2 separate regions of the Homo sapiens genome follow, and region 1 is linked to region 2. Evidence: read pairs that join two places in POLR2A ChIA-PET (ENCODE). Cell type or tissue: GM12878. All regions are shown on one strand. Each heading gives the region's core, and the rest is flanking DNA. Links, peaks and the distances in the headings are about the cores only.

The links. Peaks named below come from ENCODE experiments on the same cell type or tissue, not always from the same donor. Only the 100,000 strongest peaks of a DNase experiment are listed, where the experiment ranks them.
Region 1: POLR2A ChIA-PET joins it to region 2 with 10 read pairs; 2 of 35 experiments call an interaction of 5 or more read pairs at or near these places.

The regions. Positions count from the first base shown.
Region 1 is chr17:64,212,221-64,228,655 of GRCh38, forward strand. It overlaps TEX2 (testis expressed 2), which reads right to left. Exons shown (of 12, transcript NM_001288732.2): 2 at 354-2,022. The coding sequence starts at 1,997. Among named protein-coding and RNA genes, the nearest start is that of TEX2, 43 kb to the right of the region's middle. RefSeq lists enhancers at 3,989-4,821, 4,420-4,619, 4,822-5,653. In GM12878, for the core only: a CTCF peak has its summit at 4,660 (motif pointing right); DNase peaks (open chromatin) are centred at 4,771 and 6,071; H3K27ac peaks cover 926 bases.
Region 2 is chr17:64,051,648-64,068,082 of GRCh38, forward strand. It overlaps ERN1 (endoplasmic reticulum to nucleus signaling 1), which reads right to left. Exons shown (of 22, transcript NM_001433.5): 8 at 15,024-15,285; 9 at 13,562-13,640; 10 at 12,339-12,504; 11 at 8,822-8,940; 12 at 6,155-6,346; 13 at 4,028-4,301; 14 at 3,091-3,181; 15 at 2,603-2,792; 16 at 1,625-1,724; 17 at 1,133-1,332. Among named protein-coding and RNA genes, the nearest start is that of ICAM2, 39 kb to the left of the region's middle. RefSeq lists enhancers at 3,610-4,353, 4,354-5,097, 4,886-5,005, 11,367-11,436, 12,447-12,496 and a silencer at 5,316-5,365. In GM12878, for the core only: a CTCF peak has its summit at 12,290 (motif pointing right); DNase peaks (open chromatin) are centred at 9,764 and 11,664; H3K27ac peaks cover 3,098 bases.

The sequences.
Region 1 (16,435 bases), core at 3,025-11,024, 160 kb after region 2:
CTTCAAGGTCTCAAGAATAGTGAACCCTAACAGACTCAGCCATTAAAAATGCTCAGCAAGTAGCACATTCCAAGTAAGTTTAGAGACAGACCAGAACAGGAACTGATGTAAACACTATTCTCTAGAGTCACAGAGATCTTTCAGAAACTACTTTGTGAATCTGCAAAGCTTGGGTTAGAATGAGGTTTACCAGATGAGTTGACTGGGTGCCTGGAGAATGAAGTGGCCCCAAGCTCTTAAAAAACACGGCCTGTGCAAAAATCTTTAACAGCTAACCAAAAAACAAGTCAGATCTAAAATACGGCTGTATGTGAGAAGTGTGTGTACTAGCCAGCTCCCGGGGAGAGGCTTACCTTCAGTATTTCAGGTTCTTTGATATCCAGAGATCTTGTGTTCCAGTGTCGCAGATTTTTGTGTAACTTGTGATATTTATGAGCACTTGGTGGTGTAAAAAACCAAATCACGCAAACTGCAGTCATGAATCCAAGGCCAATTCCCAGAAAGAGTCCACTCACATAGTGGGGGAGGGGGAGGATGAGGTACACATAGACACACATTATAAAGAAGCCCAACGTCTTCACTGGCAATTCCGGGTGCTGCACGGCCGAGTCCACCTCGTCCTCACTGTCAAGGACCACACCATCTTCCGCGAGCACCTCTGGCTTGAGAGGAATATCTGAGAGCTTATCAACTTTACTCTCCCCCTCCGTTTCCAAATCGAAGTCCTCAGTGTACAGTTCACAAAACTCTTCATCTTCTTTGCTCACTAAGGCAGACAAAGAACATTTCTCCAGAACTAGAGAACTTGTCTTCAGGCCTAAATCCTTCAGACTGCTCCCCTGGGAACTTTTCAGTTCTATCTCTCTTGTGGGCTCACCAGTGGACTTTGGGTGGTCACTTCTGGGGATGTTGGAATCACTTCCGTAGCCATCCCCCTCAGAATCACACTCCTCCTCCTTGATGCTGTAGTTGTTATTGCTTTCCAAGTGCCCATTCAAGCTGGACAGATTGGAGAGTTCTGAAGCACTTGAAGATAAGGCTTTGGGCCTATGGCTGCCACTTTCTTCCCCTATAATTTTACTAAGGAGCTGAAAAGGCTCATAGATGACTTCTGAAAGGCGTCGTTTAGTATCTTCAATTTTAGCCTCCATTTCGGGCACTTTAAAAAAGGAACGAGTATCAGAGGGAGAAGTCAGTGGGGAAGAAGGTGCAGTTTTGGAATCTCCACCTGTGTTTCGGGGCTGTGTGAACTGCTTGAACAGGTGTAAGTTCAGTTTGGAATCAGGTGGCTTATAGGACACTGTATCCGACTCCTGCCGGGAAGTGTCCGTGGACAGAGACTTGACTAATGTCTTCATCAAGTGCCTGTGCCTTGCGGGGTGTGGGGATTCTTTTGGCTCCACCTCGGTCGACAGGGACTTCACAAGGCTCATGAAGGGTTTTGCACTGGAAAGGGTGGAGGTTGAGGCACTGGATGAGAGGATGGGAGACTTAGAAGGAGAGGACAATGGGGAGGAAGAACTGGTTTTCTGCTCAGAAAGGGATGACACACTGGGAGAGCTAGCTAAGGGCCCCGACGAAGACGACCCTGGGGACACAGCCAATGGCACTGTACTTAATACTTGTGCTGCTGGAACAGGGGACTCCAACAGCTTTACAGTGTTCTTGGAGACGGGCAAAATGGCAGGGGCCTGGGACACGGACAGTCCATCTGCCAGGACAGGCGAGGCAGCAGGGCCGGCGGGGTCATGGCCAACTTGGGGTTCAAGATAGAGGTCTTCCTTGGCTTCCAGCCCTGTTACAATGCTTTGGTCATCCAGCCCCTCCTCAAAGTACTCCCTGAACTCCTCCTCCTCTTCCTCCTCCTCCTCGCCGGATGCCGAGAAGTGAATGGCGATGGTATCTCGGGACACGGACCTCTGCACGTGCACTTTAGGGGCTGATGGTTTTGGCATGTCAGTGGTTTTCTCGGCATGGCGACCATACAGACTTGTCATTGCCGGCTTCACAAGGGCTCAGGCTCTGTGAAAACAGTGAGAAAACCAGAAGTCAGAGAGCAGTTTCTCCACAGGAGACGCTGTCATTCGCAGATAGGAGCACAGATGAAGCTGTTTAAGTGGTGATTATGCTTTTACTTGGCAGATGTCCACCGTTTTTCACTTCATTGGGTTTAATGGTTTAATTTTCACTAAATTCCAGTTAGGCATTCTCTTTTATGAGCAAACTACATAACCAATGTTATAAATGCCATACAATCTGTCTTACTTCACAACACCTGAGTAATCATTTCCTCCCTTTTAACTGGTTAATTTCTACCAACAATTTTCTATCTTAAGCCTTAAAATACCTGAACAATAGATGTTACCAGCATTGCTTGAGAAGCCCAACAGGATAAAATGTAGCATCCTGTTGAGTTTGAGGATCTTGGAACAAAAATTTCACTAGGAGTCTTGTAGCTGTAACAAGCTAACCCAGGAGGGGTATTGCGTTCACTGCAATTTTCACAGCAATCCTAACAATTATTTGGCCTGCATCTCCCAACTTCCTGCTATTGCAAGTAAGTAGCAAAGTATCCAAATGTGGAAATCTGTAAACTAATTGCCATGGTCTGTTGGCCTCCTCAAATGGTAGGTACCATAAGACCAGAGTATTTAGGCAGCCATGAAGACATGAGGCAGCCATGAGGACATGGCCACGTTCTGAGGCATCAGGATAAAGCAAACATATTTTAAACTGAATGCAAGATTCATGTGTCAGGAAAATGAAGTATCACTGCTGTAACCCACCACCAACCAAGAACTCTACCAAGGACTGTGGTGAGAGATGTGGAAGCTATGCTTTCTGCCCTTCTGGAGCTTAATAGCTGATTGCTTCTTTCTGGAGCTTAGCTGGAACGAAGTCAGAAGCCTGAAAAGCTGGGCAGCAAAACAAGATGCCACGCCCACCTTGTGACATGGTACAGTCATCTCTCTTTATTCACTCATGGCCCATTTACTGGGCACTAGCCCTACTATGTAAAAATTAAGACCACACCTGGACAGAGACCATGTAAAAAGAGCCAAGACACAGGGCACGCTTCAGAAGTTCTGAGGAGGATGACACCAGTGTGGGAGGTGGGACATCCAACGGGTCTTTGGAACTGATGGGTGAGTTGTAGTGGGATGAGCATGATTAGGCAGAGGGAAGGGACAAGGGCATAAAGATGGCAATGGGCATGGTGTGTGCAGCCACCTGGCTCTATTCTGTTTCCAGGACAGAGGGTGAGTGTGGGGAGCAGTGGGAGGCCATTGAGACAAAAGGGGCATCGTGGGGCAGTGGAAAGAGCACCCAGCTTGGGCCCAGGACATAGGGCTTCTAGTACTTGTCTTTCTACAGCTGACTCTGTGGGACTTTGAACAAGCCAGGGCCTCTCGATGTCTCAGTATCTTGGTCTGTAAAATGGAGGTAGATCCACAGTCCTTTCCAAATTTAAAACGCTACACGTTTATGTTTACAGGTGACTGTATCCAACCCAACACAATACGCTTACAAGTAATCTACCACAATCGACATTATGTGGCTTGCTTATTTCTTTAATTTGAAGAGCTCCTAATTTAAGCCTTCTGCTAAATATTCAGGTTCAAAATGCTGGCAACTGATATTACCAACAAGAGAAATCATAAAATGGGTAGGGGAATAAGGGGGTTTGGGAAACAGTGATCCTGGATCACTAGAAGGAGGAAATATTCCAAGGATGACAAGAATTACATTCAAGGGCCCAGCTGCAACATGGACTCAAGCTGAAACTACACAATTTCAGTATCAAATATTTGAGAGAAGTTACCGTAAAAACTTTCACACACAGTTCTGTCCAGGCTCATTTGTGACCCTCAGGCTTTCCTATCCTGAATCCAGGAAAAGGGAATGATCTCTATCCACCAACAAAGCAATTTAAATCCAGGAACTGGCAGCAGCCAGAAAAACACAGCCTCGGGTCCAGGACAATCCTTCCCTGTTATCTTAAGCTAAGGAATTTGTAGGCTTAGTAAGAAGAAAAATATCAGAAGCAACATATGTTTTTCATTTAACTATCACCTAGTTTTATAAGGGCAATTTAAAAAGAAAATTATAGAGGTAATTTAAAAAGAAAAGTTTGGTATTTGATAATTCTCAGTGGGCTGAAAAACTCATTTAAGTTGCTTTCATAACATAAAAGGATGATATGTAAGGCTCTGCTGTTCTGAGGCTGCTTCACCCACAGCGGTGGCTATAAATGAAGGTAACTGTGGGCACAAGTCCAAGTACAAAGTGCATGATTTTGAGGTTGAACAGAGTGAATCGGTCCTTCAGGAACCAAGGCAAGAGTGGAGAGGCCCGTCTGCAGTTGAGGATAAGAAGGCCTGGGAATCTAAGGGCAAAGTTAGGCCCAGCCTAGCGCCAAAGGGTGAAAACAGCAATGCGTTCAGAAGCCTGCGGTCTCAGCAGTCAGGCCAGGCCCCAGGGAACAAAAAGCTGGCACCTGCTCAGGAAGCAGAGTTATTTTTCGTGTGGAGGTCACCAGGACCCTGCTTGCCTAATCCTCCACACACTTGGGCCCCCTGACTGGCCAGGTAAAGCGACCTCTGATCAGACTGGGCGGACAGAGCTGAAGGTGGGCCCCAGGGAGAGCTGGGTGTCAGGTGGCCAGATGGGGGCAGGCTCTGGCTCACTGTTGTTATTGTCCTCCAGGGCTCACTCAGACAGTGGCCTCAGAGGTTCACAGTAAATGCCCCCAAACCCACACTAACCAAAGCCTGGTTCCACTTCTCTAGATTTTTACTAAAATAAGCCACACGAGGCCGGAGCATCACTACTGCTCTTTAAATACAAGAAAATGTCCAGGCTTCTGTTTGCTCATCTGCAAAATGAGGGGATTAGGCTAGATAAACAAAGGCTGCTTCCAGGCCCCAAACTGCTGGGTAATTGAGTGTGCTAGAACCAGAGACCATGGTTTGGGCTCTAGACAACCTATCAAGTGGTCACTGCCTCTGCCTCCTCCTGGGGACCACTTCAAGTTCCCTCTTCTCTCTGTCCTCCCAGTGGCTGGCTGCTAAGGCCAACTGAGCCGACCCTCCCACAGCCACAGCCATGCAGGACAGCCAAGGCCAAGAGGAAGGACCTGACTGACACCCAGGAAGACTACATGGTTTGTCCAAGGGCACAGCACTGACAACATGGGCTTCCTGACACTGAGGCCCGATGCCCGGCAGGGTGCCTTTTCAAACATGCCACACACGCTCTTTATTCCTGCTTTGTCCCAGCTTTTGTACCTGCCCTCTGTGCTCCGTCATGGACAGCTCACTTACAAGCTAAGACCTCAGTTCTCAACCAGCAGCATGTGACTGGCCGCACTGAGAAATGAAAGGTCTCATTATCCATCTGACAATCTGGTACCATATAAAATGGCTAGCCTCCTGCCCTCTACTCCTGAAACTCAATTATACCCAGGCTCAAAAAAAGAGACAAGCTTCTCTCAAGCCCTCAGGAACTGAAAGGCCAAAAAAGAAAGCTTCCTTCTCAACAGTCTCTTTTTCCCATAGTTCCAGCAGACTACAAAGCCCTTGGGTTTTAACACTGACCCCCCAAGCCTTGTGATGGGAAGGAGAGCTGTAGCTCATGTTGTCGCCAGGCTCCCATAGGTATGATTTCGTGCTGGAGAGGTGTTTAAGCAAAAGTCTGACATGATCAAAGTGGTACACAAAATTAATCACGTCCCGTCCCAGAATGGATGAGGGTGGCAGAGGCAACATGGAAAAACAGGTCTGGAGTCTGGTTGTCTGGGAAGGCAGGCTCCATTATCAGGCTCACAATTCTGCTGAACACAACTAACAATGAATACATTGAAAAAAAATTTCTGAATGGCTGGGCACGGTGGCTCACACCTGTAATCCCAGCTACTAGGGAGGCTGAGGCACAAGAATTGCTTGAATCCATGAAACAGAGGTTTCAGTGAGCTGAGACTGTGGCACTGCACCCCAGCGTGGGTGACAAAGTGAGACTCTGACTCCAGAAAAAAAAAAGTCTGAAAGGCTTTGAAGCTTCAAGAACTGAGCAAGGAATAACAGTACAGAAACTAAAGAAAACAGGAACCCCGAGGTATGAGCTCTAGAGAAGCCACCTTGCCCTCAAGCATTGGCCTAGCCTAGTCTGGCAAAGGACACTTTCACTTTTTTTTTTTTTTTTTTTTTTTTTTTTTTAAAGACAGAGTCTTGCTCTGTCACCCAGCCTGGAGTGCAGTGGCACAATCTCGGCTCATTGCAACCTCCGCCTCCCAGGTTCAAGTGATTCTCCTGCCTCGGGCTCCCCAGTAGCTGGGACTACAGACGCCCGCCACCACACCTGGCTAATTTTTGTATTTTTAGTAGAAATGGGGTTTCACCATATTGGCCAGGCTGGTCTTGAACTCCTGACCTTGTGATCCACCAATCTTGGCCTCCCAAAGTGCTGGGATTACAGGTGTGAGCCACCACACCCGGCAGCCTTTCACTTTAACAGCCTCCTGAGCAGAAGTCAACATCCAGGGCTGGCCAGCGTGGAACACCAACTGGAGACTCTTCCTCAAGGAGCCGGGACCCCAAAGGACTACAGCTACTAGGTAACAGGTGAACCAGAAGCAAACCAGGCCTCACTTAGACTGGAGGCCTAGGTTTGCCTCCTCTGAAAGAACCAGGGAATCTCAACCATGAGCTTCTTCCAAGGTGGTCTTGGACCAGAAATACCTCCAGGGACCTGGCAGAAGAAATTCTCTCCCCACGAAAGCAAAGCACTTTCACCCGAAGCCTCAAGTTATTCCGAGAAATACTTTCTCAAATACAATGAATGGTAAGCACATAACCAAAGGTAACCAAGCAGATGAGGAAACAAGACTAAGGACCAGCAGAAATAGAATATAACAGAAAAATAAGGACTTCAGATAATGGAATTATCAGGCATAGATTTGTTTTTACAAGTATGCATCAAGATGAGTTTAAAATACCTACAGGGAGTCCAGGCACAGTGGCTCACGCCTGTAATCCCAGCACTTTGGGAGGCTGAGGTGGGTGGATCCCTTGAGGTCAGGAATTCGAGACCAGCCTGGCCAACATGGCAAAACCTCATCTCTACTAAAAATACAAAAATCAGCTGGACGTGGTGGCGCATGCCTGTAATTCAAGCTACTCAGGAGGCTGAGACACAAGAATCGCTTGAAACTGAGAGAAGGAGGTTTCAGTAAGGCAAGATTGGGCCACTGCACTCCAGCCTGGGCAACAGAGTGAGACTCCATCTCATCAAATAAAATAAAATAAAATAAAATAAAATAAAATAAAATAAAATATCTAAAGGGAGAATTACAGGCAAGCAGACCAGTTTTAAGGCTATTCTGGCAGCCAAAGCATGATGTAAGAAATGCCTAAACTAGAGGAGTGGATGTGGAGCTGGCAAGAAAAGGCAGATGGAAAGAGAAGGAAAAGAATGAAGCAACAGGACCAGATGGAAGGTTGGAAAGGAAAAGAAAACATGAGGAACAGTCCAAATTGACTTAAGTCACTAAAGAGATAAGTCTAGTTCCTGTGAAGGCAGGCAGGGGAGATAAGGGACGTGGTACACAGGTAATGCTCCTCCCCTACCCCACTCAGAGACGTCCACATCCTAGTCCCTAAAACCTGTGAATCTGTTACTTCCCATGGCAACAGAGATTTTGCAGATATGATTGAGATGGAAAGATTATCCTGGATTGCCTGGGTGGGCCCAATGTAATCACAAGTGCCCTTAAAAGATATGAGGAAGGCAGAAACTCAGAGAAGGCGATGTGAAACAGAAGCAGACATCAGAGTAATGAGAGCAAGGAGCATGACCCAAGGAATGCAGGTGGCCTATGGAGGGGAAGAAAATATCTGCAAATCATTTATCTGATAAGGGGTTAATATCCAGAAAATGTAAAGAACTCTAATAACAAACAACTTGACACCTTATACAAAAATTAACTCAAGATGGATTAAAGACTTAAACGGAAAACCCAAAAACTATAAAAACCCTAGAAGAAAATCTAGGCAATACCATTCATGACATAGGCACAGACAAAGATTTCATGATGAAAACGTCAAAAGCAATTGCAACAAAAGCAAAAACTGACAAATGGAATCTCATTAAACTAAAGAGCTTCTGTGCAGCAAAATAAACTATCATCAGAGTGAACAGGCAACCTACAGAATGGGAGAAAATTTTTGTAATCTATCCATCTGACAAAGGTCTAATATCCAGAATCTACAAGGAACCTAAACAAACGTACAAGAAAAAAACAACCCCATTAAAAAGTGGGCAAAGGACATGAACAGACATTTCTCAAAAGAAGACATTTATGCAGCAAAAAAAATATGAAAAAAAGCTAAATATCACTGATCATTAGAGAAATGCAAATCAAAACCACAATGAGATACCATCTCACACCAGTCAGATGACAATTATTAAAAAGTCAAGAGAAAACAGATGCTGGTGAGACTGTGGAGAAATAGGAATGCTTTTACACTGTTGGTGGGAATATAAATTAGTTCAACCATTGTGGAAGACAGTGTGGCAATTCCTCAAAGACCTAGAACCAGAAATACCAGTTGACCCAGCAATGCCATTACTGGGTATATACCCAAAGGAATATAAATCATTCTCTTATAAAGATACATGCACACATACGTTCACTGCACCACTATTCACAATAGTAAAGACACAGAATCAACCCAAATGCCCATCAATGATAGACTGGACTAAAAAAATGTGGTATATATACACCATGGAATACTATGCAGCCATAAAAAGAAATGAGATCATGTCCTTTCCAGGGACATGGATGGAGCTAGAAGCCATTATCCTCAGCAAACTAACACAGTAACAGAAAACCAAACACTGCATGTTCTTACTTATAAGTGGGACCTGAACAATGAGAACACTTGGACACAGAGAAGGGAATAACACACACTGGGGCCTGTCAGGGGGCAGGGGGCAGGAAGAGGGAGAGCATCAGGATAAATAGCTAATGCATGTGGGGGTTAACACCTAGGTTGACAGGTGCAGCAAACAAGCATGGCACACATTTACCTATGTTAACAAACCTGCAAGTCCTGCACATGTATCCTGGAACTTAAAATTAAATTACATTTTTAAAAAAATGGGCAAAGGACTTGAAAGGACAGTTCTCCAAAAAGATATACAAATGGGCAACAAGCACATGGAAAGATGCTCAACATCACTAGTTATTAGGAAAATGCAATTAAAACCGCAATGAGATATCACCCCACATCCATTAGGATGACTACAATTAAAAAAGAAGAAAAGAAGTGTTGGCAAGGTTGTACAGAGATTAGAGTTTTTGTGCACTATTGGCAAGACTGTAAAATGGCGCAACTGGTATGGAAGTTTCTCAAAAGTTAAAAATAGAACTACCATATAATCCTCCAATCCCACTTCTGGGTATATATCCAAAAGAATTGAAAGCAGGGTCTCAAAAAGATATTTGCACACCCATGTTCACAGTGGCATTTCAGACAATGGCCAAGAGGTGGAAGCAACCCAAGTGTCCACTGACAGATGAATGGACAAACACAAGGGAATATTATTCAGCCTTAAAAGGAAGGAAATCCTGTCACATGCTACTACATGGATGAACCTTGAGGACATTATGCTAACGAAATAAGCTGACTAGTCACATAAAGACAAATACTGTATGATTCCACTTACAAGAGGTATCTAAAGTAGTCAAATTCATAGCAACAGAAAGGAAAATGAAGAGTTCCATGGGCTGGCAGAGGAGGAAATGGGGAGATGTTGTTTAATGGATACAGAATTTCAGTTTTATAAGATGAAAAAGTTCTGGAGATTGGTTGTATAACAATGTGAATATACTTAATACTACCGAACTTAAAAATGGTTAAGATGGTAAAATTTTGCTATACGTATTTTATCATAATTAAAAATAAAATTTGAAGGCCAGTATATGTGCAGGTTAGTTACATTTTAAAAAGCAAAAATTGGTCAGGCGCGGTGGCTCACGCTTGTAATCTCAGCACTTTGGGAGGCTGAGGTGGGTGGATCACCAGGTCAAGAGATTGAGACCATCCTGGCCAACATGGTGAAACCCGTCTCTACTAAAAATACAAAAATTAGCTGGGTGTGGTGGTGGGCACCTGTAATCCCAGTTACTCGGGAGGCTGAGGGAGGAGAATCGCTTTAACCTGGGAGTCAGAGGTTGCAGTGAGCTGAGATCGCGCCACTGCACTCCAGCCTGGCAACAGAGCGAGATTCCAACTCACAAAAAAAAAAAAAAAAAAGCAAAAATTGGAGGTCAAGATGGGAGGACTGCTTAAGGCTAGGAGTTTGAGACCAGCCTGGTCAACACAGGAGACCCATCACTATTTTAAAAAATAAACAAATAATATAAAATTTTAAAAGATTTCACTCTTCAAAACTACAAAGAAATAATACTCTGAACCACTTGTTATGCCAACTAAAACAATTCTATTCAAAAACTTCACATTGTTCTTTAGTGTTTACACTACAGTGTGGTTAAGTTATAAGATAATAGATGTAAATGTATTTATGCTCCCATACATTTGGGGTGGGGCAGGGGTGGGGTGGGGGAGGCTATTTGGAGCCAAATGCCCTCTAAACCTTAGCCTTGATCCGGTATGTTTCCAGAAAGCAGGATGTCTCAAACTCTTCTGCTGATGGGTCCTTCCTAAGGTCTTTGCCAGAATCCTCCTTTAAGGTTGCTATCCCTATGAAGAAGTTCATCTCTCCCATTAAGACTGAGAAAGCCTCTAATAAGGGCTTCTCTCTCCAGAATTTATGTAGGATTCTGTTCTATCTAGTTTACAAATTAGTAGCTGCCATCTAACTTGAACTCATAAAAAACAAAGGCCTCAAACTGGAGCCAACTGCGCTCTGTGTCAGTGGAGTCAGAGTGAGCGTATCAAACAGCAATGAGGTTTATTTGCTTTCTGTTCACCCAAAAAGGTCATCATCATCAATTAGGCCATGAAAAACCAATCAACAATAAATCAGGCTGTATAATAAAAAATGAAGAGCCATTTCAAGACTCAATATTAGCATTTATTAATTCCAAGATAATATTAACCTCACTGAATCTGGCTTTTTTTTTTTTTTTTTCACTTTTTTTCTTTGGTCTCATTTTCTACTAATAACTGCCCTTCCTAGCTCTGTCTTTCACAATCCTGGGGTTCTAGAATCAGAGCCATAAAAAGAGCAGATGGTTCGTTCCAGGCCACTCAATTATCACCAACACGTGTTTGTTCATAGCAAACACACTAGGCCAAATAGTAGTATAGCCATGAATATTATTTACTTCTAATTCATATACTAGATTAGAGGAAATACTGGAGGAAAGAATGAGAGACAGGGTAAGGCAGGGAGGGAAGAAAGCAAATTTCATTGAAAATGGAACCAGCCTCCAGGTACAGTGTACAGTGAGCACGGTAACAGAGCATCTTTTTTTTTTTTTTTTTTTGCGATGGAGTTTCACTCTTATTGCCCAGGCTGGAGAGCAATGGCACGATCTAGGCTCACTGCAACCTCCAGCTCCCAGGTTCAAGCGATTCTCCTGCTTCAGCCTCCTGAGTTGCTGGGATTACAAGTGCCTGCCACAACACCTGACTAATGTTTTTTATTTTTAGTAGAGACGGGGTTTTACCATGTTGGCCAGGAGGCCGAGGCAGGTAACACAGCATCTGAAGGGGCAAGCCTGGTGTCGAGTGTGCTTCCTTTCTCGGGACCATCCCTAATCCTTCAAGGTCATTATTCACATTCTTTGTCTTTGTAAAATTCAGCCTGTTAGGCATTTGCTACCTCTGAACAAGCTTGCATTTGGACATTTGATGTATGAGTACCATCTGCTAGCTTGGGTTATGTCAGTCAACAGTTTCAATCCAAAAGCTCCTGGCAGAGGAAAAGAAGGCAAGCTGCATTCTATTGCAGAGGATGTCTTAATACTTCTTACCTGTGCATTTTTTAATAGGAGTTGGTTTTGTAAAAAGGAGGGAAAAGGCTATAAGATTCTGTATTTTTCTGCCTTGATGCCACAGAGCAAAACAGTGAATCTGGTCAAAACCAACCACGGCAGGAAGGTCTGATTTAGCCTACAAATCTCAAGTACATCTTAAGAGCTATCCCTTGATTCATTTAAATTCAATGAAGCAGCTGAGAACTGCCAGCAGCCATTCTAATCTGTTAATACTCCACCTCACAAACAAAAATCAATATGACATTGTAGATAATGAACTAGCTCTAGCCTTAGTTTCATTTAAAGAAAAGAAAAAGACAAGACTCTATCTTCATCACTGGCAAGAAACTTGGAAATCCTTTCCCATTAGTTGTTAGGTTCCCAGGCCCCTACTCACCATCTCTTCCGACCCAGCAGGGTCCTGCACCACCACCAACACAGCACAGGGTTTAGACGAAGAAACTAGCAGGCCCACTCCCTTCCACCACCGCATAGACCTTTTACCTGCCATGAAGAAAGCCCACTCTGGGAAGAGTGCCACATCCCAGAGGAAAGGGGGGTTCGAAAGCATCAATACAATTAGAATTTTGCTTTATAGATTGCTAGATGGCTCAAATAACAAAATCAAATTCAATTCACAGTAACTCATTGAAAACCAGGTCATGCGTTCAGCACAACCATACAAGGCCTGTGGAGGTTTATAAAAAATAATAATGGGGGCATCTACAGGGGAAAACTCAAGGAGACAACACATAGACATCAGAAAATGACATCAATATGGGGTCACAGAAACCCTAGAATAAGTAATGATAACTCAGGACAGGTGTGTCCTAAACAGATGGTACTTATCAAGTAAAGAAGTCTGGGAATAACTTTTTTTTTTTTAAAGCAGAAAAGTCATCTATGTGTCTTAGAAGGAGGATATGCAGAGAAGAGAATATTGCAGGCTGGGCACAGTGGCTCAAGCCTGTAATTCCAACACTCTGAGAAGCCGAGGCGGGAGGAATGCTTGAGTCCAGGGGTTCGAGACCAGCCTGGACAATACAGCGAGACACTATCTCTATTTAAAAACAACAAAAAAAGAATATTGTGGATATGAAGCAACAGCACATGGAAGGGCATTGAGATGGGAACAAGGCAGCTACACAAGAGGGACGTTAACTGCTACCTGAAGCTGAGGGGTGGTGCTAGGGGTGAGGAAAGAATATTAATATTTGAGTTCAGGAGCAGGCAATCAATTGTTCCAAACCTCTAAATGTGCTTGAATTTATATTTAAATCTTAAAAAGAAAACCTTTCCATGTACTTTTCACCAATCATTCCTAAACCGTAGGCTCTTGAGAAATCTGAAAACCAGGAGTAAGCATTTTTCTTCAGAGGAATGAATGCCTGGAAGCCAAGAGAGTATGGTGCCGAAAGCCCAAGATATGAGAATAGTGTGTTGTGGCTGTGGTCACAAAACAACACATTTTTCTTTTCTTTTCTTTTTTTTTGTTTGTTTTTTGTTTTTTTGAGACAGAGTCTCGATCTGTCACCCAGGCTGGAGTGCAGTGGCAAGATTTCAGCTCACTCCAACCTCTACCTCCCGGGTTCAAGCCATTCTCTTGCCTCAGCCTCCCAAGTAGCTGGGATTACAGGTGTATGCCACCACAACCAGCTAATTTTTGTATTTTTAGTAGAAACAGAAATTCGCCATGTTGGCCAGGCTGGTCTTGAACTCCTGGCCTCAGGTGATCTGCCTGCCTTGGCTTCCCAAAGTGCTGGGATTACAGGCGGAAGCCACCATGCCTAGCCAAAACAACACATTTTCAAAAGCTGATGCTCATGGGGTAACATGTTAACAACAATGTACCTTTGGGAAAGGGTTTAAGATTCCATTTTTACTTTTGCATCCATTTTAAAGTTTGAAACTATGTCCAAATTAAAAACAAAAGCAGCATTCCTAACCACTGTTTGGCTTTGGGGATATCATGAGAGCTGCTCCCCTCCCGTCCCTATTGGTTCTACCAGTTGGGATTATCAAGCAGGGTTCCAGGCAGTAAGAGGAGAGAGCTGAAGTTGTACCATTCCTTAAATTCTCAAGCTTCATTTTGAAATAATGACAGATTCTCAGGAAGTTGCCAAAGTAGTACAGAGAGGTTCCATGTACTTTTCACCAATCATTTCTAAAATTTTAAAGGCAAATCTTGTAAGTCAGATAAATTCCAAGTGGTTAAGAAATCATGTTTTTAACTTTCATGCAATGTAAGAAAAATGCATTCCACCTGGCAGAGTAAAACTTCCCCTTAGAAGGACTTACAGTCTTTCTTAAGGTCTTTCTTTAATGGTCAAATTTAGGAAGGCATCTTCAATAGGTATCTCCCAAGTACATGAACAGGCACTTCACCCAAAAGTTCAAATGGCCAAGAAACAAATAAAAAACTCAACCTTACTAAAAATAATACAGAATTGGAAACAAACCGATGAAATAATTTCTCTCAATGATTAAAACATGTATGATGCTGGCAAGGGCACAATGAGACAAACCCTCTCTTGCACTAAGGCTGGAACATAATTAGCAAAAACTTTGCTGAAAACTGGTATTAGAAACTAGAAAATTAGTAAAAACTTTTCTGTAGTATAAAAGTAGTATAAAAAATAATAAAATATTTATAAAAAATAATGGGTGCATCCACAGGGAAAACTCAAGGAGACAACACATAGACATCAGAAAATGACATCAGGCTGGGCACGGGGGCTCACGCCTGTAATCCCAGCTCTTTGGGAGGTCGAGGCAGGCAGATCACAAGGTCAAGAGATCGAGACCATCTGGGCCAACATGGTGAAACCCCGCCTCTACTGAAAATACAAAAATTAGCTGGGCGTGGCGGTGCGCGCCTGTAGTCCCAGCTACTCGGGAGGGTGAGGCAGGAGAATTACTTGAACCCTGGAGGCGGAGGTTACAGTGAGCTGAGATCCTGCCACTGCACTCCAGCCTGGTGACAGAGTGAGACTCCGTATCAAAAAAAAAAAAAAAGAAAATGACATCAATATGGGGGCAAAAAATCCCTAGAATAAGTAATGAAAACTCAGGACAGGTATGTCCTAAACAGATGGTACTCATCAAGTAAGTACTCATCAAGCTGACACCAATGTACAAATGTCTGCACTGGGCAAAAAAAAGGAGAGGGTAGCATTAATTCTCATTTTCTCCATATAACAGGTTTAACAGTAATTGTTATTTGCTAATTTCAGGTATTTCCAAATACTTTTGTGATCTGGAAAAAAAATTATATGTAAACACATGTCAATCTTTTAAAAATTATTATAATCATTATCTTCAGAATATAAAATTGCCCTAGCCAATCCTCCGTGCCTTACCCACAAGAAAACTAAGGCAGAAAGACTCATTTTTATTAAATGAGGACACACTGTATGTATGTATGTAATCTGCTTTTATACTCAAGATTACACACTGAAGTAATCTATCATTAGCAAGGCCTTTAGTTTGAGTTCCACCAACTTGGTAGCAGTCTGGCCCTCTGGCAAATCATTTACCCTAACCAAGCCTAAGCTTCTTTTCATCTGTAAAATGGGAATGGCAACTGACTGTTCAGAAGATTAAACGAAACAACTTAAGCAAAGCACTGAGCATGATCCCTGGCACAGAGCAGCCCTCCCTAATTGTTTACTGTTCTTATAAGCATTTTCTCAAATCAAAGATTATTTCATGCATGATTTTTAATCGCTGTATAGGATGAATATTCCATAATGTAATTCAAGAATACCACTTGAATTTCTTATTACAAACAAGACTGCAATGCTGCACATGATGCTATAGATAAACCTTTGACTAGCTATAGATAAACCTTTGACTGCCCTCTGGTTATTTCCTTAGGAAATATTTCTAGAAGTGAAATGAGAGAGTTGAACCATATGTATACATCTTCACTTCAATAAAAAATATATAATTTCAAACTCATTGAAAAAAACTTCAAAAACAGATGTAGAGGAAAAGTGAAATTTTCTCCTCCTCCCTGCAAAATCAGCTTCATGGAAGACAATTTTTCCACGGACCAGAGGCAGCGGGGTATGGTTTCGGGATGATTCAAGTATACTGCATTTATTGTGCATTTCATTTCTATTGTTATTACATTGTATATAATGACACAATTCTACAACTCACAATAATGTAGAATCAGTGGAAGCCCTGAGCTTGTTTTCCTGCAACTAGACAGTCCTATCTGGGGGTGCTGGGAGACAGTGACAGATCATCAAGCATTAGATTCTCATAAGGAGGAGCAACCTAGATCCCTCGCATGCGCAGTTCACAGTAGGGTTTACACTCCTATGAGAATCTGTGCCGCTACTGATGTGACAGGAGGTGGAGCTCAGGCAGTCATGCGAGGGATGGAAAGGGGCTGTAAATACAGATGAAGCTTTGCTCACTCAC
Region 2 (16,435 bases), core at 5,669-13,668:
TGGAACTTCAACATGGAACAAAATATAGGTGGAAAGATTTGTAAATTCCAAGAGACAGAATCAAATGTAACGCAAGACACCTGATTCCATCCTGGTATATAAAACCCAGTAGGTATCAAAACCCAGTAGGTAGCAAAATACCAACTCTATAAAAGACATTTGGGGACTAATTGGGGAAATTTGAATATGGATTGAATATGAGATGATGGATAGAAACAGTATTAACTGTTGAGGTGGGATAATGGTATTGTGGTTGGAAACACAATGTATTCCTTAGGAGACACGTGCTGAGGTCTTCAGGGATGAAGGGCCAGGATGCCTGCTACTTATATTCAAATGGTTCAGTAATAGGTAAAGATAAAGCAAATGTGGCAAAAGTATTAACAAATGTTGAATCTAGGTGGAGATACACAGGTATTCATGTTAACATTCTTTCAGCCAGATGCTGTGGCTCATGTCTGCAATCCCAGCACTTTGGGAGGCTAAGCCTGAGCCCAGGAGTTCAAGACCAGCCTGGGCAAAATAGCGAGATCGCACTTCTAAAAAATTTTTTTCTTTTAATTTTCTCTATGTCTAAAAATTATCAAAATAAGTTGAGAAAACAAAAACAAAATTTTAAAAATAATGAAAACTTGAAGTTTGCTCACGCTAAGCAAGCCCTGACTTCCCAGTTTACCAAAATTAAAAAGGGGTTAAAAAGTGATTGATTTAGCTGGGTGTGGTGGCAGGTACCTGTAATCCTAGCTACTCAGGAGGCTGAAGCAGGAGAATCGCTTGAACCTGGGAGGTGGAGATTGCAGTGAGCTGAGATCATGCCACTACACTCCAGCCTGGGTGACAGTAAGACTCTGTCACACAAAAAAAACAAAAAAACAGCCAACCAACCAAACAAAAAAAAAAAACAAGTGATTGGAAGAATAGGGAAAAAAAATAGATAATTGCCCACATTTGCCCCTTTAATCAGCTGAACATGAGATGACACAGAATGTTCACACAGAAGCTCTTGGTGAAAGGAATGCCATTCTCCAGCTACACGGGCACCAGCCCCCAAACCTGGAATTTAAAGGTTCTACTCCTGAAGATACAATGGGCTGGTTCTGTAGTTTTCAAAGGGCCATAGCCTATTACTCACAGGGTTCTCCTTACAGTCTTCGCTCAGCATCTCTGGAGCGATCCAGCCTTCTGTGCCAGGCACCCCAGATCGGCGGCTGAAACTGTGTCTGCCCACTGCCAGCTTCTTGCAGAGGCCAAAGTCGGAGATCATGGCCTTGATCTTGCCGTGTGCATTGGGCATGGATATGAGGATGTTGTGTGGCTTTAGGTCTCTGTGAACTAACAGAGAACTCCAGATTAGTCCAATGCTTACCAGGAGCAACCCCAGGCCTCCTCCAATGGGGAATGTGTCCTCGTCAGACTCCCAATATGCCTGCCGCCACCTCCAAATGTTCTGATTTTCAACTATGTCGGATTCCTCCTCAAATTCTTACACCACTCATCTTTGCTACTGGTGATATAGCCAAGAGCTTGAACAGAAGCAAGGCCCACCCGAGCTACTGGTTAGCCCCACCTGGGCCACTGATTCTCCCCACCCGGGCCGCTGGCCTGGTAAAGTGCAGCCTCTCACCGATGTTGAGGGAGTGGAGGTGGGCCAGGCCCGAGGTGGTCTGCTGCAGCAAGGTGATGGGCTCCAGGCCGAGATGCGCAAAGTCCTTCTGCTCCACATACTGCAAAAGACATGACAGCAAGGTCACGGCACACAGTCCTCAGGACTTGGCCCCTCGGCTCACTTTCTTTGATACCATTTTAAGAAAGAAATGGCAAGTTTTACTGACAACATTCTGTCTAAATCCATGTTTTCCAGCAAGGAGCAAACCTCCAAATCTACTAATTTACAATGAGAAAGATAAGAAGGCAAGAAACTCAAGTTCATTGCCTCATATAAGTAAACCTACAAAGGAATCCAAATGATACTGATATGGTTTCAAAGTGAGCCTGGAAAATGAGCAAAAGGAGCTTGCTGGATGATCTTAAAGCCTGGAGTTACCAACTGGCATCCTCCAAGCCCACACCAGCCATGACTGAAGAGGGAAAGAACAACTGTCCAGGTTTCCTGGAGGCAAAGAGGGAGAGACATGCCAACTGCAAGCAGACTGCCCAGGCATGCTGGGGGGACCACCCTGTTACAACCAGAGGGATAAAAATGCTCCACATTTTGACTGTGTATGTGGTTAAATGGGTATAGACATTTGTCAAAATTCATCAAGCTATTACATTTAAAATTAGTACAATTCACTGTAACTTTTTTTTAATTTGACGGGGTCTCACTCTGTTGTCCAGGCTGGAGTGCAGTGGCACAATCACTGCTTACTGCAGCCTTGATCTCCCAGGCTCAAGCAATCTTCCCACCTCAGCCTCCCAAGTAGCTGGGGCTACAGGAACACATCGCTAGGCCTGGCTAATTTTTGGTTTCTTTGTAGAGATGGGGTTTCACCATGTTGTCCAGGCTGGTCTCAAACTCCTGAGCTCACGTGATCTGCTCACTTTGGCCTCCCAAAGTGCTATGACTTTAATAAAGTTAACAAAATAAAAAAAATAAATCCACCTCTTGCAGGGTGGCTGCACACAGCTCGATGGCAATGTACTGGAATTGCCGGTCCTTCTCCGTGCAGAAGTAGCGGATCACGTTCGGGTGCTCATCCGATTCTCGCAACAGCTGGACCTCACGGTCTGCGAAGCTAAAACACTCGGGGAGGATCCTCTTCACGGCCACGTCGCGGTTGTCAAACATGCCCCTGCGGGATGAGGAGTGGGAGTTGTGTCTGGGAAGCACGAGTCAGGCTGTGTAAATGAGGTGAGAACCTGGGTCCACAGCATTCACCTACTGCCTCCCAGCCTAGAGAGCCCCGCCTGACTGCCTGGTGGCCCCGGAATCATCGCTTGTCTCAGTGTGCAAGCTCCCTGGAGGCCGGACTCCATGCGTCTAGGTCACTGCTTTGACCCTGCTGTGCTCTGAGCCTGGCACCAGGCTCGCAACCTGACAGGCACTTAGACACCAGGCGGTGAGGGCAGGGGGCTGGCTAATCCACTCACCGGTACACAATTGTGCCCTCAGCTCCATGGCCCAGGACATCCTTGGGACAGAAGGAAATTTTCCCAACTATCACCACGCTGGTTTCCTCATCTGGGACAAAATAGGAAAAAGAGATTGTTTCAAACAGATATCACCTAAAGAACCTTGAGGTTAACATAGTGACAAGCTTCCTGACCTCAGATTAAAAGATGGGATTTAAGAGGCACTGCACCCCAGACTGCTGCTCAGCAAGAGCCTGCCAGGCCCACTCCCCATGTACACCCAGGACTGCCTCTTCCCCCTGCCCCTGCATTCTGTCTCCGCCTTTACCTTATTGTGCGATTGCATATCTTAAAACCTTCTGGAAGGCAGGGATTCTCCATAGCGTTTCACACACTTATACATATTCATTGTGATATAGTTAGAATGGTTTAATAGTTAACAACCACCACAAAGTCCACTGTAAAGATCCGCACTGAAGCATTCAGGTGGCGGCAATGGACATGTAAAACGAGGAGACTCCTTGGGACAGAGGGCTCTGAGTTCCCTGCACCAGCTCTGTGCCAGTTCCCTCAGAATTGGGGCTCTGACAACTGGCTTGAGCCAACTTCCACAGAGGAAAGCAGACCAACTGTGACACTTCCACACTTGGCCACCGGCTGGCCCTGGGAACTCTCTTCAGCCCAATGGGCAGCTCACCTCTGGTCAGCCGCGACGCCCAGCCCTTGTGGAGAAAGACAGGAGGATGGCCAGGGTGGTTCCCAGAAGGCCCTCTGAAGGGGAGATGCCAAGGGATGGGGCAGAAGCCTTCCCACAGAGACCCCCAGAGTGGAAGTTAGAGGAGAACACAGTGAACCCCTGAGAATGGTAGTTTACAATCTTATGGAGACTCCTTGGACTTCTCAGGAGGTGCTCGAATAAAACATAAAATAGCACCAAGATGGCAACTGGCTTTACCTCCATCGTCTTGTTCCAGGGAGGGGCTGCTGCCAGCCTTGGAGGCAGAGCTGCCGGAGCAGAGCGAGTGGTTGGAGGCCCTGGGGGACGTGCTGGGGCTGCTGGTGCCCGAGCTCTCTGAGTACGGGCCAGACGTGTCCAGGAGCTCGCCGTCCTGAGCCGTGTCTCCAGGTGGGTGGAAGGGCAGCTGCTGCTGCTGCTGCTGCAGGAGCTGGATCTTCTCCAGTTCCTTCTGGAACTGCTGGTGCTGGAGCTGCTGCTGCTGATGCATGCTCTGGGAAGAGAAACCCACATCCAGACAAGGGCAGCTGTTCCCACAGGGAAACAAGCAGCTGGGAAGGGACAGGTCCCAGTGGCGGAGGGAGCATGTGTACTTTATGTGACCCAACAGGGCACAAAGAGACCAGTGAGAAGGCACCTGGAAGCAGAATTGCTTCGATGACTGGACGTCTTTCCACCGACTAGTTAGATCCTTGCTCATACAGCCCACTCCCCAACCCTAGGAGGGGCTGGATGGCCACCAGGGGAGGGACTGTGCCCTAGGTTGAGGGCTGTGCCAGTTTCATTCAGTTCTAAAATTCTGTGATTTTCATGAAAGTCTGAGAGTTGTTGCAAAGGTGAAACCAAACAGGAAGCACAGGTAGCATGGCTGAGCCAGTGGTGGGTGAGAGCAAGCCCCAGGTTCGCCACCCACCGTGTCTGTGTGTTGGCTAGAGGCTAGCGCACAGACACTCAGTAATCCAGAGGGGCAGGTGAGGAAGCTCTAGTATTCTAGGTATGCAGAGTACATCTGCATACACATAGCCAGGAGGTGGCAGTGGGGCTGACACATGGTGAGCCTGGCTGAGGTCCTGCTTCCGCCTTTCATCCCACTGCCTTCCCCGAGGCCACATGCCTCTCAAATACTCTGAAGGATTCATTCTGTCATTATCTGAAGTAGCAGCGATCTGTGATCATCCCTACCCATGTGCAGGAGGTGGACTGAAGGGACTTCTGTGAGCCACCAACCCACCAGGGAGTCGTCTCTTCTTCTCTCCACCATGGGGTGGAGTCCTAGAAATGCCGTCTACTAGCTGGGTACCCGTGGGGAAAGTTACTTAGCTTCTCAGGGTCTACTTCCTTCTTTTGTGGACAAGGGATCAATAATAATGACCTCATAGGACTGAGTGAGGTGAAAAGTGAAACTATCAGGTGCAGACGTGCCAGTGGGGAGTGCCATAAAGAGTCTGTCATTCCCATTCCTGGGCGGGTCATTAGCTTCCTGAGCTCTCAGGTAACAGCATCTCGATGCTCTGAGCAACCTGCTGAAGGACCATGCCCCTCACATATTTCATCCCACCCATGGCCTGTTCTGCTACAGAACTTGCTCATTTCCAACTAGGAAGTAAAGGGATGGCCACACTGCCTTTTTCACACAAGCTGATCTCACAGGCAGCTTCTTTTTTCTTTTTTTGGTTCTTCTCCCCAGCAGAAGTTCTAATGGCAGTTTTTAAGGGAGGAAAGGTCTTCATCTATTATCCTTATTCTTTAAAAATACAGATAACTATTCAAAATCATCTTTGAGCAAGGCTTATAAATCAGCTCTTAGCTGAAAAACACTAAGATTTAGGAACAAAATTGTCCTTTTCTGGGAGGCTAGTGTCTCTTTAATTATGTTTTTGAAGATAAACAAACACTGACTTTTTTTTTCTTTTTTTTTGAGATGGAGTCTTGCTCTGTCGCCTTGCTCTGTCGCCCAGGCTGGAGTGCAGTGGTGTGATCTCAGCTCACTATAAGCTCCGCCTCACGGGTTCACGCCATTCTCCTGCCTCAGCCTCCAGAGTGGCTGGGACTACAGGCCCCTGCCACCATGCCCGGCTAATTTTTTGTATTTTTAGTAGAGACAGGGTTTCACTGTGTTAGCCAGGATGGTCTTGATCTCCTGACCTTGTGATCCACCCGCCTCGGCCTCCCAAAGTGCTGGGATTACAGGCGTGAGCCACTGTGCCCGCCCGGCCAACAAACACTGACTTTTAAATGGGGAAAGAAATGTGCTGGTTGTTTTTGTCTGGATCTCACTGACATGAGGCGACAGGCAGAGAAGCCCCAGAAATAGGTGGATGGCAAAGGGGAATTGTTGAGCTTTACCAGGGGATAGGTGATGATGAAGGCCACCCAGCCAATCAGCAGGAAGGTGCTCAGGATGATGGTAGCCATGTCCTTAAGCATGGAGTCCACGGGGGCCTCGGGCCGGGCAGGGGCATGGGCGGGCTTCTCCTCCACATCCCGAGACACGGTGGTAGGTGCGTTTTCTGAAGTCTGGTCAACCAGGTTGATAACCTTGCATGGGAGAGAGTTGCGACATCACTGCAAAATTTCTAGCCAGATACAGATGAGGCCAGCAATCAAGAGAAGCAATCACTGTTTACAAGGATATGACTGTACTGCAGGGGGTTTTATTTGTTTTAAGCTCACCAAAGATCATGTAGCCAGATAACTGTTGCCTCTTTCAAAGCAATTGCTTTGAGAGGCCATGCATCTTTGCAGTGAGGTTATCATTATTCAAAAATAGTTTTTGGAGCAATACTTTTGGCAGGTGTCTTCAGACCCTACATATTTTTTTCAAAAATCCTCAAAAAGGCAAACACTTCCTCCTTTGATGGTAGGTTCAGTATCCAGGAAAACACTGAAGTCATCTGTAACAAAGTCTGGTGAAAAATTGGTATTTGATTTAATAATACCATTTCACATTAAAAGGAAATCCGCACGTATACAGAGGCACATGGCTAGAAAGCAATAAAGCAGTTTTCTCGTGTTGCCTGTAAACTGTCAGTGCAATCCCAAAATTATAATTTATTCCAGTAGTCCACTATTTCTTCAAAGTTTTTAAGAAGCATCAGAAGCGTTTGTTAAAGAAAATTTAGAAGCCCAAAATTAAATCAGATAAAAATGGAGCTTCCCTAGAGTTCCTCAGAATCTCTAAGACTTCACGGAACAGGCATTTAGAAAAATGCATTGACTCACTTTCAAATATCTAGTATTCTAGGTATGCCGTTATCATTTGCCCAACAAAACTAACACAGCCTCCCTGGCACATGCTGAATTTCCCACATGCTAAACCTCCCACACGCTCACGCCATTTCACCCCTCCCCCCAGATGGCTGCCTAGAATGTTCTTCTCTCCCCTCCAGGTGTACCCCTCTTATTCATGCCTCTCCCACAGTGCCTCCCACATTTTTGGGGGTTTGTAGCCTGCAGAGTATATAGGAAGCACCTGGGCATGTGGCCAGGGACATCTGTATGTCTCATCACCATACAGATGCACCTGAGAGTATTTTAAAACATACTTTTTCAAAGACCGTTATCCAAGACCAGATGGTTAAATACAAAGATTTGACACGTGGCTACCTCTGGGTGTTAAATTAAGGGCACTGTCTTATTTTCTTCTGTATGTGTTTATTTTCTAAGTGTTCAATAATGAATATGCAGGACTTTAATAAGATTATAGGACAATGCTGTTTAAGATTGCTGTTTTAGGAATCAATGTATTTCTCCAACCTGGCTACTTCCGTAGATGATGGTAAACAGATACTGTGCCCTGGAATCTTGAAAGTCTACAATTTCCTTTGTCTCTGGATAAAATCTAAATCTCTCAACTGAGTTTGTTGTGCTTTTGGTCTCGGCATCAGTCAGCCATTCTCTTCTTCTTCTGACCCTACTCATGTAGCCCAGGTGCATCTCTGTCCCTGGGCCCTCCATGGCAGGGCTGCTGAAGCTGCCAGGCCTGAATCGGTCACTAAGCCTCAGACGTCCCCTCTTCCCCTTCCCTGGCCATGTTGGGTTCCCTCCTGCAGAGCCACCCTTCCACCTCCTCCACCGGCTCTGTGCCCCAGAAGGCTGACCTGTATGGGCCAAAGCAATGGCTTCCCCAACCCCCTGGGGTTTTTGACTGGGTAAAGCTAACAGGGGACACCAGCAGATGAGAGAGAGAGGTAAGAGAAAGAGGTTGACTTCTGTGGGGCTGCTGAATTCCTCAACTGATGCTTTCAGCTCCCGGTCTAGAGTCCTTTCTACTCCCTCTCCTCTGGCTTTAGGCCAAGGTGTGCTAAGAGAGCCCCTGGAACTCTGTGCAAATAGTCCCAGGCCACTCTCTGTCTGCTTCATAAAACTTCAGATCTCATCACTTCTTCAACAATTTTTTTTTTTTTTTTTTTTTTTTTAGCAATAGGGTCTTGCTATGTTGCCCAGGCTGGTCTCAAACTCCTGGGCTCAAGCGATCCTCCTGCCTTGGTCTCCCAAAGCACTGGGATTACAGGTGTGAGACACCCAACCCAGCCTTCAACAACTCTTAAACTCCTCCACAGGGCTTGTTTCAGGCCCTGTAACATGGTTCCTTTTTACCCATGTGAGCCCATTTCCTACTACCCCCTACTTAGTAGCCTCGGGTCTGGCCAGGCCTTTCTCCCCACAGCCTGTGAGCTGGGCACACCAGCATTCTTCCCACTCCAGGCTTTTGCCCTTGCTGTTCCATTCCCTCCTGTGCCCTCTTGCTCCCTCCACCTGGCCAAATCCTACCCATTCATCCAGGTCCAGGCCTAGCTTGGTCCTGCTGCCTTTCCTGCACCTTCTTTCACAAGTTGCTTCCTATTCCTCTCCACTAGCCCTTAACCATTTATGTTTTTTGCTTTGGATTCTGGTGCATTCCTCTTCCCTCCCAGACTAGGCTGCAAGCTCAGAAGGCAGAGTCAAAGTCTAATGCCTCACCCTCCCAACACCTAACACCAACAACCCCCGACTGGTCGCTTCCTCACTCACTTCCTCAAAGCTCTTTTTCTCTGAATCAGCAGGAATCACATTTTCCCGATGTTTGGGTAGATTGTTGGGAAATCTCTCCAGCATCTTGGTAGACGCAGACAGTGGGGTTTCATGGTGTCCTATGACAGGAAACAAAACCTTTAGTGAGAACAATTTCCCGAGCTGTGGTGGCACTCAATGCTAAACTTAGGCAACAGGTGCTACCCACTGAGGGGTCCACAATGCAAACTCTCAGCAGGACTGTGAGTTAGAGAAAATGAGTGGCAGTTACCAGAAAATTCCATCAAAGCAGGACCCTTATTACTTCATGGCAGAATACAGTATTCCAAGTCTCCTACTGAGGAGTGAAGAAGTATCCTTGCATGACAGGGATCAGGACATTTGGGAGGCACCAGACGCAAGGCTCGTGGGGCTGCATGGGCCCGATCCACAGGTGAAGTATGATGAGGCTTCATTAAAAGTTCAAGGAGTTCTCCTTTCAATGCTTTTTCCTGTAACATCACTCTTCTATGGCCGCCGAATTCCCATCTTGGTATTTAAATTGCTCAGGTGGAGTTCCAGTCCTACTATTATCTAAATGTGAGCTTCCATCGGGGAAAGTGGTACATTACTTGCGAGAAAGCAGTAGGACACACCTGCTAGATGGATGGGGCCATAGCTTGCTCCACGTTCATTTGCTGTTCACTACACAACTATCGCATGGCTACTGAGCATTCATTACACATTTATTGAGCATCTATTGTGTGCAAATTGCTGTAAGAGATACAAAGCTGACTAGAATAGGGAACTGGGATTTGATAGGGCTTGATAATCCATTCAGCTCTAAAAATGAGTCCACATACTGCCCCAAAGAGCCAGGTCACTGTTTCAGATTAGGCTGCCAGTAGCCTGGCTGACTTTCCTTTCTGTTCTCTGGCTATGAGCAGATCTCACTCTGACTCACGTCTCTTTCACCTTATGATCTTTCCATTGTTCCCCTAAACCTATCAAAGATTTCATGACATACATGCCAAGATGACAACAAACAGGAACTAGTCTAAGCTGTGTACATTTCTTGATCTGGAAAATTCCTCTTTGAGTTCCCATCTTTAGGTCAGTTCTCTATCTACAACATAATATCATTCTTTAAGGGAAACCTACTTTTGTTTTGAGCCACCACTAGTTTCTCTTGTGTACCAAGGAGCTCTGAGACATGCTTTGCTTGGGAGCAGGATTTCTCCACTTGTGGTCTGCCCACTTCAGACCACTGAATCAGACTTGCTGGTAGGGCCCAGGAATCCGAATGTGAGTATGTGCGGGTAACTCTGAGGCTCACTAACAAGAGACCTACGGTCTAAGAAAAGTGAGGTGTTCTTCCACATGCCACGCTGTGCAGCAGTGTCCTGCCCTTCCCACAACACCCACTCAGTGCTCAGGGTCCTACCTGTCTGGTAGGACACCTGCCAAGAGACTGCTATGGAAGGCATTAGCCTGAATCCCCCTAGTTCTTCTGTCAACCTTCTTGTAAACAGGCTTCTCCTGGAGCTGGGCCTTCACTGATATCACGCTGTACACACTGGACCAACCACTGTACAACCTTACTCATGAGACCACTAAATATTTTGTACAAATATTACCTGGTCTCCTTGATGTATTCATCTATCATTATCTCTTAGGTCCAGATTCCAGAGCAAAAAGCAGATGGCTAGGCCCTGCCCCAGACCTACTGAATCAGGCTCTCCCGGGCTTATATATGCCTAGTTAACTAAGCTCTGATGCCGAAAGCACCCAAGGTCAGGGCCATGGCTTTGGGGCAACCCACAGACCATGCCTCTCAAGCTAATTGGATCCTTGTATTTTCACGATTAATGACAACCTGGAATATCTTTAATGCTTTCCACAAAGAGAAAATGAAAGGACATATCTGGACATAGTAGGGCATATCCTTTTACTTGTGGCCCTCGTCAACAGGAGACACTGCCATAGTCTCAGTGCCATATTTTAAGATGACGAGCTTTGGAGGTCCTCAGAAGAGGCTTTCGAATTGTGGGATCCTTACACTTAATAGATTCCTTATACTTTGCTGTTTTCGCAGTTTCCTTACTTGGACAACCTTTCCATTTTAAAGGGATCTCATTTTACAAGTTAACCATGAAGACTCCCTGCCCCCATATTTTCTGTATTCTCATATATACACATTTCCTTAATTCCACTTCTTAATCACTGGTGGGCAGTCTGTGAGCCCCTTAACTGGCACATAATGCTGAGCAGCCTTGTAATTGCAATGACCTCTTCTCATTAGCTATTTTTTTCTCACCATGGGCCTATTCATACATGCTCCTCCAACTACTTCTGTTAATAAAAACGTATTATTATTTTGTCATCTCCTTTACCCGTTATTTGGTAAAAATAAAATAAAAATGGCTACAAGGAAACAGGATGAAAAAAGAAATGGACCTTGACAATCTATAAAGGAAGCGAGCAGGGCTCAAGGATACCTGGTTTCCCCCCATAATACCTGGTTACACACATCCCCACCTACACCGCACTGCCTGGCAGATCCTGCTGTTTCCTGGTCCCCACATGCTCCCAGCTGCCCCACATCTCTTTTCCAGAGCCCCAGCCCTGACCTCTTTCTCCCCTAGTACCTGTCACCAGCAAGCACGACAGGAAGAGAACAGAGAGAAGAAACTGCACCGGCCCCTGGGTGCTCCAGCACCCGACTGACCTCCTGCCCTGCTCTGCCCCTACTGGGGCTGGGAGGTGGCAGAACAGTGAGGGATGGGGCACAGGAAGGGCAGATGGGGTTCAAGAAAACTCCCTCCTGCTCTAATGACTTGGCACACTTGCCAGGAACACAGCTCTTCTCACTTCCGCCTTCGTTTGTCACACTCACTGCCAACTCAAGAAGTGTCATCTCAACTTATCTCTCTTGGGACAGGGCCTCTAGTTCAATCCCTGGCCATTAGTGATGGCAGCAAAAACAAGAGAAAGAGGAAAAAAGGGACCTTCCCACACACCTGGGATGACACTGCCCTAGAACCACAACCAGCCCCTGACTCTGCTGCTCTCAATCCATCCTGGGATTTAATCCCTCCCGGGTCCTCAGCCCTCGCCTCTCCAACCCCTCACCCTCATGCCCACGTGGACTCCAAGTTAATTCTTCCATAGAAACAGTCTCAGTTTTCTTAACTATAAAATGGAAATGACAAGGGTACCTACCTCACACAGGGTTGCTGTGAGGAGTGAGGAAATGCATTCTAAAGGGCTTAATGTCGGATACTCACACAAGGTTTACATTAATTTAGTACCTGAGTTTTGGAACATTAAACAGTTTTCAAAAACTGACTCAGAAACACAGCTACCTTGTTGATTTTCCTTGGGGGTAAAAATGTCCCAAGGTCTCAGGGGCCAGCCGGGAAGGGCTCTGAGCACAAGGCCTTCCGAGCTCAGTACGGTGTAACTACCAGGGCCGGCGGTCGCCCACCAGGAGGCAGCACGCTGTCACCTCAGGCTACTGTGGGAGACCTGCTCTTACCTATCAGAAGCCAGTAATTCCTCAAGTAGTTGAGCTTGTTCTTGCTTTTGAGTCCGGGATCAAACTTGACGTCCGTGCTGGGCGTGATCACACACTCCCCCTTGTCCCCAATGGTGACGCCATCAGTCTGGGGCCCTTCCAGCAAAGGAAGTGTGCTGCCGCGGGGCTGTGGAGAGGGTGCAGTGAGGGTCAGGAGCCCTGGAGGGAGAGCGGGTCCCACGGCACACCATCCCAGCCACTGTCCTGAAAGGTGAGCAATTTCTAGTGCAGGGCTAGTCCAGGACAGAGCAAGACACAAAGGCCCAAAGTCTGGGCAAAGAAGCTTCTCCCTCAGGATGTGACAAGCTGCACTGATGTCTTTATGGACGTCTTTTTAGATTCTTATGTCTGGGTACTGGGGAACAAGAAGTGTGTGTGTAGAACTCCAAGAAGCTATTATGAGAAGCAGACATAAGTGAAGGAGAATGAATGGATATCTCTGTTAGTCACAATCTACGCAACCAATGGGGCGGAATAAAGTCCAGCCACACGCCCAGTGCTGGCTCAGGTGCTGCTGGAACTATGACAGAGGCAGGCGCTGTCTATTCACAGAAGCAGCCGCCCAAATCACTGGGAAGACAAGAGAGCCAACCACACAGCCCAAGCATTGTAGGGATCAGGACAAACAGCTAGGATTATGACGCCTTGGACTTTCAGAGACAGAATGCTTGAGGCAGGCTTGTGAGGCCCAAGGAGGCTCGGCGAGATTGCAAAAGCATGCAAAGGGTTTGAGTAGGGAAAAGGAAGAAGAAAGGGCATTTGAAGTGTGAGGTGAGGAGCAGCCTGAACAAAGGCCCCGGGGAAAGATGAACATGGGGCTTGTAGAAGTCAGGGAGAAGGTGCACATGGTTGGGCCACGCAACTCACATAGAGAAACTAACAGGGTGGAGGAAGGGCATCGTGGGACTGGATGAAGCAGGGCCATGAACACCAGCCTGGGGAGTTTAGATTTGATCACAAAAGCAAAAGGGAATAATCAGGGATTCCTCGGCTTTAAGAAGCTGTTTTTGTCATGTATCTTTCTTTCAAAGTAGAATGTGGCATGTGCAGAAACTGTTTTTGAGAACTTAAGATTTGTGTTTTTCATTCTTAACCTGCAGGATGCTCATGCATAGCAAAGTCATTCTTTGCTAAAATGGAACAGAAGTGGTTAGGCAGCTGCGAGCCCTCCGTAGTGGACTTACCACGACAGCAACCCCCTCGTGTACCATTGAGGGAGAGGCATAGAGGCTGGTAGAGTATTTCCCAACATACAGAGTGGGCCTAGGAGAAAAACAGATACATGCATTCCAGAGTCATTGAATTTCCAGATCCCACAGAAGGGAGTAATCATCACCCCAAATACCACCCGCAGGGATGACCACATTAACCCCCCAGACATGGAGGAACGCAGTAGGGGTGTGAAGCTAGGGGCACTGCCCTGGGAACAGGACCACAGGACTTCATCCCAGCTGTCACTCACTGCAGAAACATGGACAAGCCACCTAATGGCAAGCCTCAGCAAAATCGCAGGGCTGGACTAGACGATGCCCATGATGCCTGCAGAAAGGACTACGCCCAGTGGCCACAGAGGAGACTGAGTGCTTACTACCACCGCCGAGGCCCCTCAGATGACTCTCTACAACACACTTTCACTCCAGCGATCACTCCAGCGACCACCAGAACTACCCCCATTCTGCCTTGTGCTTTCTAAGGATCCTGGAGGTTTTACAGAACTCCTGAGAAATGGTCAGCTGCTCTACTCTGGATGCTGAGAGCAAAAGGGATGCATAAGAAATTCCAGACTTGGTGAGACTTCTGGTTCCCCAGCTGTGTAGTCTGTCCCCATGTGGGACATCAGGGAGACAGAAAATGGTGAGAGCTACACCTCCTGGCCCTTCTGCTTACTGTCAAGAGCCCACCTGGGATCGGTCATCCACTACATTATCTAAACCTCTCTCAACGAATACCTTACATTTGAATGCTGTTTTACAATCTAAACACTTGCCGGCATATTATCTTGTTTGATCTTCCACACAACTCTATATATAAAGTAGGAAACTGAGGCTTGGGGAGTTTAAGTGACTCGGTGATAGGCTATGAAGAGGGGGATGGAGAACAGAAGCCTGCTGAGTCTTGGACACACACACACACTGTAACTATTTTTTCTGATTTTTAAAATGAATATAACCTAAAAACTTAGAAAATATAGAAAGTTAAAAAAATAAATCTCTTGCATCCCTACCACCTAAGATAGATCCAAACTATACTTACACTGGCAGTCTCTTTCCTATACCTTTATTTGTGTGTGTGTGGTGGCAGGGGGAGGGTCTTGCCATGTTGCCCAGGTTGGCCTCAAACTCCTGTGCTCAAACAATCCTCCCACCTCAGCCTCTCAAGTAGCTGGAATTACAGGTGTATGCCATGGTGCCCGACACCTCCCATCCATGATTTTTATGTAATATTTAATAACTCTGAAGTGTTAATGGGTGCCCCTCAGCTCTTGTATTCTGAGGTTTCCAAATGAAACAGTCTTGGCTCTGAATATTCCTCATGGCTTCAGAGACTGCCCTGTCTTTGGCCTCCCGTGCAGGGCCTGCTACACTGCAACAGCACCAGAACACGAAGGCCACGGCCGCCCTCTCCTTCCCCGAGCTCCCAACTCACGTCAGCTTGCTCTTGGCCTCTGTCTCCTTGGGGAACGGGTACTTCCACTTTGTGATGCGCCCCACCTCCCCAGACATGAAGGTCAGATAGCGCAGGGTCTCCACAGCGACATTGATGTGCATCACCTTCCTCAGACCCTCCCGCTGCCAGACATAAAAGGCCACCACAGGGGAGGCGTAGTTTTGGATCCACAGGACGTCCCCAGATTCACTGTCCACAGTCACCACCAGCCCATCACCATTGGACACAAAGTGGGACATCTCTGTACAGATCAAATAAACAAAGCATGCTGAGTCTCACCCCATCTTGCAACCACATCCTCTACTCTTGTGGCAGGCTCTAGTCACTCAGTTAGAGGAAACAAGACTTCTGGAATATTCTCAGATCTCCTCTGAGCAATTTCACTTGTTTCCAATGAACTCGCTTAGTCTCTGTAATATCAAGACACTGAGAGCTGGCTGGCGTATAAACACAAGCCAGGATCACTCTCCCAAAGGCAATTTATTTGGTGATGTTCTTTAACACTCTATTCAATAAGTGAGAGTAAATACTGAGGAGGAAGGAGCCAGTGGAGATGCCTATTAATCTGGCATTTCATAGCAGTCACTTGAAACCCATCGATCAAACTGAAAGTCAGGGACAGCTGTGGTGGCTCATGTCTATAAGCCCAAGAATTTGGGAGGCTGAGGTAGGAAGATCACTTGAGTCCAGGACTTCAAGACCAGCCTGGGCAACATAGTGAGACCCCCGTCTCTACAAAAAAAAAAAAAAAAAAAAATTAGCCAGGTAGGTGGGGGAGTGGCGGTACGTGCCTGTGGTCCCAGCTACTCAGTAGGCTGAGGTGGGAAGATCGCTTGAGCCTAGGAGTTTCAGGCTGCAGTGAGCCCTGACTGCACTCCTGCACACATCCTGGGGAACAGAGGGAGAACTTGCCTCAAAAAAAAAAACAACAAAAAAACACCCTGAAAGTCAGACCTGAACCACTGACACTGTCCCATCAGATTCACAAAGGAGTCCTCAGAGAAAAACGAAAATATTCTAGGTCCTTGACAAGAAAAAGCAGAGTCCAACTTTGATACCAATGTTAAGGTGGCAAATTGGTTTTTAGTTTTCATTTGAGTTGGGTGAATGTTAACTGCAGAAATAACTAGGGATGAGTCACATTTGCAGAGTGGCCTTCTTGACAGGGTTGTTAATGTCCTATGCTGATTTTACTTCTACTTTCCATGGGCTTGCAGTAAATTCCTTCTGTGACATAGAAAGACTCAACGAGGGATGTCCTCCTTCCTCTCTGGCTAAGCTTGTCACCATTTTACTTCGGTTTCCCTTCAGACTTCACCAAGGCCCCTGCACATTGACTGTGGGAAGTATTTATGATAAGCCCATGAAAAGTCCATGGAAAGAAAGAACCT